Linked DNA regions of Homo sapiens: region 1 is linked to region 2. A link is a contact called in ENCODE Hi-C data. All regions are on one chromosome and are shown on one strand. The core of a region is the stretch at or near the end of the contact, and the rest is flanking DNA. Distances in the headings are between cores, read along the strand shown. Region 1 overlaps CRYBB1 (crystallin beta B1). Region 2 overlaps GRK3 (G protein-coupled receptor kinase 3).

What was found. Hi-C counts contacts between places; a loop is a spot of excess contacts on that map. Pooled maps may share reads with other maps.
Region 1: a loop to region 2 is called in a pooled map, with 3 times the contacts of the local background. The contact joins two enhancer-like sites. A Hi-C loop is called at or near these places in 2 of 50 pooled maps.

What each region holds. Positions count from the first base shown.
Region 1 is chr22:26,608,507-26,611,918 of GRCh38, reverse strand. The region is part of intron 3 of CRYBB1 (crystallin beta B1); the gene reads left to right. It also overlaps a transcript of CRYBA4 not described here. Among named protein-coding and RNA genes, the nearest start is that of CRYBB1, 7.8 kb to the left of the region's middle. RefSeq lists a silencer at 580-649 and an enhancer at 1,260-1,639. Within about 2 kb of position 1,443, at least 5 of the 41 ENCODE cell types and tissues checked have a DNase peak (open chromatin) inside an H3K27ac peak, as active enhancers do.
Region 2 is chr22:25,654,884-25,658,297 of GRCh38, reverse strand. The region is part of intron 3 of GRK3 (G protein-coupled receptor kinase 3); the gene reads right to left. Among named protein-coding and RNA genes, the nearest start is that of MYO18B, 86 kb to the left of the region's middle. Within about 2 kb of position 1,302, at least 3 of the 41 ENCODE cell types and tissues checked have a DNase peak (open chromatin) inside an H3K27ac peak, as active enhancers do.

The DNA.
Region 1 (3,412 bases), core at 194-2,693, 950 kb before region 2:
GAGGAATTGTTCTCAATCTCATTTTACGGATGAGGAAACTGAGGCTCGGAGAGGTGATCCAATTAGCATAAGATCACACTGGCAGTAAGCCATGGTTCTGGGCTCTGGAGAAATGCTGCTTCTACTATAGCAAAAACTCTAGCCCGGCCGGGCGCGGTGGCTCACGCCTGTAATCCCAGCACTTTGGGAGGCCGAGGCGGGTGGATCACGAGGTCAGGAGATCGAGACCATCCTGGCTAACAAGGTGAAACCCCGTCTCTACTAAAAATACAAAAAATTAGCCGGGCGTGGTGGCGGGCGCCTGTAGTCCCAGCTACTCGGGAGGCTGAGGCAGGAGAATGGCGTGAACCCGGGAAGCGGAGCTTGCAGTGAGCCGAGATTGCGCCACTGCAGTCTGCAGTCCGGCCTGGGCGACAGAGCGAGACTCCGTCTCAAAAAAAAAAAAAAAACAAAAAAAAAAAAAACAAACTCTAGCCCATTACCGAGGGCTGAGAGAGGTCAAAGAGTGAAGTGTCCACTCGCTGTCCCCTCTCCTGGGCGTCCAGCTGCCTGGGAGTAATGATAAGCATCTGTGGCACACCCACCAGGTGCCAGGCACTGACTCGGGACCACACCTAGATGATTCACAGTGCTGTAGGAGGCAGAGGCTATTCTTATGCCCACTTGACAGATGGAAAGACTGAGGCTCAGAGGGGGTGAGTCTCTTACCCAAGGTCACCTATTGGTAAGTGGCACAGCCAGGATTCAACTCAGGTTGATTGAGTTCATTCCTAAAGCTCTTAATCACCATGCTTCACTGCCTGTTCCTGTCTCTGTGGGTGTCTCTGGGCCTTAGTGACTCCCATATAAAACAGGGATAGTCATCCTTGGGCAGAGTGGTTGCCCTATGTCCAGCCTGTGTGTGCTGAGGTCAGGGTGGAGGGGCAGCCCCAGGACAAGATCCACGCAGCTCGTTTGCTCTTGTCTCCCCCACTTTGAAAGCCTGCAAGGGTTCCAGTCATCCTGTATTCTGAGCCCATTCCGAGATGAGCTTTGAGGTCAGACAAGCCTGGGTTTGAGTCCTGACTTCCCCTGTTTGCCTTGTTCAGTGTGCAAGCCTCAGTTTCCCCATCTTTGAAATGGGGAGAAGGATGGCCCTCACCACTCCTCACAGGATTATGCTGAGGTCTGAGGGAGATCATACAGCATGGGCCTGTTACCTTGTGGGCACCCAAACATGGCAGGTGACTCTGATGGTCACGTACCCACCTCCCTGCCCGGTGAATTTAGCCAACTTATCCTGGAGGCTACCCGGGACCATTTCTACCTCCTGCACCCTCAGTGTGGTCAACGCAGCCTCAGCTCCACCCTCAGCCCCAAAACCCAGCTGGAAGCAGAAGCTACCGGATGTGGCCAGCATGGGTTTTCAGGCTTTTTTTGGTACCAGTGACTCAAACCCAGAGTATTTCTCCTCAAACAAAGATGCAGCTGGTGTCTGACGTGTGCCTTGGAGCCGTGCCTGATGGGCATGGAAACGGGCCTGTGGTCCGGGGGCCTGGGTCTGTGTGGGCGCTGGCAGGGCCATGGGAAAAAAAGAATGAAGAGGGTGAGGTAGGCATGGGGAAAGTGAGGAGGCCTGCCTGCCTGAAACCCAGGAGACTGCAGCCTGACACCCAACACCATCATGTGACCTTAGGCTGGGGACTTAACCCCTCTTAGCCTCAGTTTCCATATCTTATAAATTAAAATTCCTGCCCTACCCTCTCTCCCTGCTTGCGGGTTGAAATGAGCCATGGGAGATAAGAAAAGGCATAGATATAAACATTTAAAATTTAGATCCTCACTGGTCCTGCTGAAGAAGATAGGGGAGATTTTAGGGGGACTTGGGCATGGTGGCAAGACCACATCAGTGTCTGTTTTTCCAGAAGCCTAGACCTCCAGTTTCCTTCTCCCTTTAATCAGGAACAGTATTAATTTGGAGGCTTACTCTGTGCTGTATCTGTTCCATGCATTCCCTCTTTTAGGCCCTCATAATCTCCCAACAAGGTAGATGCAACAAAGTAGATGTATCATTTCTTCTCTGTTACTAAAGCTTAGCAGGTGTAAGTGCTGCCCAAATGCATGCAGCAAATGGCAAAGCTTGGATTAGAATTCAGGTCTGTCTGTTTCCAGGGTCTGTCCTCTTAACTCCTACATGAAACCACCTTCCAAGGCTCCCTTCTTATTCACCCATGCGTCTATCCACCCATTTATTCATCATCCATCTACTTACCCATGCATCTACCCATTCGTCTATTGATCTATCCATACATACATCCATTCTCCATTTATACACACGTACCCACCATGTGTTCTCCATCACCCACCCATCCATCTATAAATCTATCCATCTACCCACCCATCCATCTACCCATCTAGCTATCCATCAATTCAACCATCCCTTCATCCATCCCTTTATCCATGCATCCATTCATCTGTCCATCTACCCATCCACCTATCCATCTATTCAACCATCCTTTCATCCACCCATCCATCCACCCATTCATCTGTCCATCCATCCATCTATTCTCCCATTTATTTCTCTTCTACTCCAGACCAGACAGGGCTGAGGCAAATGCAACTCTATTCTGGGAAGACAAACATATCTTTAATTTACTCCAGTGTGGTTAACTCATCTCTCAGACAAAGACCTGAGGCTCCTGTGATGCATTCTGTCTCAGCCCATGGTGATAGCCCATCATCCTTGTCTCCTTCTGGGGAGAGCAGGGTCCCAGCAGCCCCCTGGGAGAAGATGCTAGTGTCAGTGTCCCCTCATCCGTCTCTTTTTTCCTAAGAACTCTTGAACACACGGGGAGCAAAGGTCAAGGAGTTCCTTAGTCTCAGCTTTCTCATCTACGGAATGGGGATTGTCTTATCTACCCCACCTGCACTGCCACAATCCCTGGTCCCTGTAACACAAGCTCACTTCTTGTCCTTAATCAATCTTCACTGGGAAAGCCAGGAAAATCTTCCATCTAATTTCAAACTTCTAATTAGTCCATGTAAGGAACCTAGCATCTTCATAAGCGCTATCACATTATATTACCATAGGTATCTGAGGGTAGATATTACCATCATTCCCTTCCCATTGCCTCATACTAGTTACTGAGTATCTCCCGAATACCAGGCCAGTATTTACCCAGCAAGGATGCAAACACCTGTATCAATTTTTCCCTTACCCCTGTACCTCCGAGACTGTCGTTCATTTAATATATTTCATTTAAAATGATCCTGCTAACCACAAATAAACACATTTTAAAAGAACCCTGACACCACTTTTTACAAATGGAAGGCTAGTATTATTTCCTATAAGTAAAAGGTATCCATACAAAATTAACAATAAACACAAAAGTGGTATTATTATGTTGCTATTACACCATTGTCTGCTGGAGGT
Region 2 (3,414 bases), core at 53-2,552:
CAGAGTTTAGAGTATCCACAATGTATCAATCACATGTTCAAGATACAAGCTAAAATTATTCTACAGATGAAGAAACAGAAAATGTGACCCATATGCAAGAGGACAAACCATCAATGAAAACCAATCCAAGATAGCCCAAATGTTAGAATTATCAGACAAGGATTTTAAAGCAGCTATTATAACTGGACATAACAGAAAGGATGTTAACAGAAAATATTCATGTAACGAATAAAAAGATAGGAAATAGCAGCAGAAAATAACTATGAAAAGAACCAGATAAAAATGTCAGAAGTAAAAAATAGAGTATCTGAAAAAAACATTCAATGGAATGGCAGATTAGAGATGCCAAAAGAAAATGCCAATAAATTTGAAGACAAATCCACAGGAAGTATCCAATCTAAAGAAAAGAAAGAAAAAATATTGGGGGAAAACTCAGACAGGGCATCCAGGATATATAGGACAGATAATATCCAAATATCAAATATATATATAATCAGTCTTAAAAGGAGAGGAAAGAAAGATTGAGGTAGAAAAATAATCCTTTAAGAAGTAATGGCCCCTAATTTTCCCAGATTTGGTAAAAAATATATATATAAATTTACAGATTCAAGAAACTCAGCAAACTCCACAAAGGATAAATACAATATCTAAAATTACTTCACTAAAAAGCAGAGGCTGTCAGAATGAGGGAAAAAAATAATCAAGACACTTTTATATCTGTCTAAAAGAAACACACTTTATATATAAAAACAAATTGATAGTAGAACGATGGGAAAAGATACCTCATGAAAATAGTAAGCATAAGACTGAAGTGTCTACATCTGTATTAATATCCAGTGAAGTCAATTTCAAGACAAAGAATATTACCAGAGATAGACACATTTCATATGGAAAGACACAACAATCAAAAATGTTTCTGTACTCAATAGCAGAGCTTCAAAAATTATGGAGAAAATGGACAAAATAAAAGAAGAAACAGACATTCTACAATCATAGTTGAAAATTTTAACACCCTTTTCTCAGCAATTGATAGAACAACTAGATATAAAATCAAAAGAGATGTAGAAGGTATCATATCAACTACCTTGACCTAACTGATACTTATAAAACATGACACCTAATACTCCTCTGTTTTAATTTTTCCACGGGCATTAGAATAAAATGTAAATGTGTTACTCTGGCCCCAAACACTCTGCCTCTCTCTTCAACCTGATCTTATCTCACACTACCTGCCCCTCTCTTCATGCAGTACAACCAGACCACACTAGTCCTGTTTCAGTTCCCCAAACATGCCCAGTTCTTTCCTACCATGTTAGGGGCTCTGTCTTGGCCACAACTTTAGCCTAAAATGCTCTCCCCCTCACCAAGCTTCCATCTTCAAAAGACCAGCCTCTTTAACATTCAAACCTGGGTTTAGATGTCATCTCCTCAGACAGTCTTTGACCCATCAATCTAAAGTGGTCACCAAGTCACAATACAACATGCTGAGTTTTGAGTAGGTTTTGAGTCATTACATAGCAGTTTTTACTTCCAGGTACATTTCCTGTTTATTATTTGTTTCTTGTCTGTTTCTCTCAACCAGAATACAAGCTCAAAGAGATAAGTTCTTTGTATCTGTTCATCTGAACAGTGTCTGGCATAATGTTGGTGTTTAATAAATATTGGTTATGCCAGGAGTAGTAGTAGCTCATGCCTATAATCCCAGCACTTTGGGAGGCTATGGGGGGAGGATCACTTAAGGCCAGAAATTCAAGACCAGCCTGGGCAACACAGTGAGACCTCATCTCTACAAAAATTTTTAAAATTAAAAAAAAAGTATCTGGGTGTGGTGGTACACCCTGTTATCTAAGCTACTCAGGAGGCTGAGGCAGGAGGATCACTTGAGCCCAGGAGTTCAAGACTAGAGGGAGCCATGATTGCACCACTGCACCCCAGCCTGGGTGACAGAGTGAGACCCTGTCTCAAAATTTAAAAAATAATAAATAAATATTGGTTGAATCAGTGAAAAAATCTATATAGTAACTTTACCTTGGAATAATATTTATTTTCTCTTTCCCATTATTTATTTTTAAATCTAGGCATAATGTACATATTTCTATAAGCTGCCTCAAAATCTAACTGGAATAAGAAGTATATAAATCAACACACAGAGCAGTAGCTGTGGGGCATCACTGTTCTATGTGTGTTGTGTATACACACAACCACCCTACAAGACAGGTACTATAATCATTCCAGTTCTTAGCTAAGGAAACCCAGGTAGAGAAAAGCTTTCCCAAGTTTACACAACTAGTAAGCAGTAGAGTTGAAATCCAGGCAGTCAGAGTTCAGCACTAGAACTTTCAACCACTATGCTGCACGTAACGGAACAGCATATTATAGACACTATGGTTTAGAAAGCAATTGTTCATCTGGTGTCCTATTTGAAACTCACAGTTAGCCTGTGAAGTAAGCAGAAGACGATCACTAGCCTCACTTTATAGATGAGGTAACTGAAGTTCAGATATGAAGCCCTCATACTATGACAGCCTCAAGTACAGGGACAGTGTCTGCATTTGTAAGCTCAGGGTCTGACATAAGGTAGATACTTCAGGGTTTGCTGAATGACTTGCCCCATATCCCACAGCAAGTAAGAGGCACCGTTGCACCTAGATCCTAGCTAGGTCTTCTGCTGATGAGTCAAATAATGGTCCAGATGAAAATGCTGACCACACACACACAAGCAGCAGGCACATGGTAGGCATGACATGAGCATTAGACAACAAACAGTGTAAGAATCAGAGGAGTCAGCCATCACAGAAGACGGAAATAGCTGCACAAACAGACTTGCTAGAAAATGTAGAAATTTTCCATATTGAGCTAGACCTTAGAGAAAGCTAGGCTTTCAACAAGCGAAGCAGCAGCATTCTAGGCTGGGGAAAGGACACAGTAAAGTAACAAAAAGAATGGGCTTGGATTTGGGGAATGCTGGTTAGTCAGGTTTGGCCAACGTAGACATTCTATGTAAGAAGGTAGTGAAAACTAACAGGGAGAGGTAGGTAATAAGTAATGTAAAGATACTTTGAATGCCAGGATACGCAGTTAGAACTTTAACATGGGAAATGGGTAACTGTTTGGGGACACAGGAAAGTGGAAATACAATGTACAAAATGTACATTTCAAGATACCTGACAAGAGTTTTCTAGAGATTGGGGTCACAAATCAACAAGCAGAAATTAAAGAAAAATTACTAAACTGACAAAAATGAGGGGTCAGAGAAGAATTACTAATAACTTCAAAGTGTAAAGGCTGCATTGACTTAGAGAAATGCACTTGAGCCCCAAGAGTGGAGGATATCTTCAGCCAAAGAATACAGAGCAGGTTGCTGAGGAGTTTTGCAGCATCCTCCAAGGGGATCATCTGATGAGCCAGACCCAC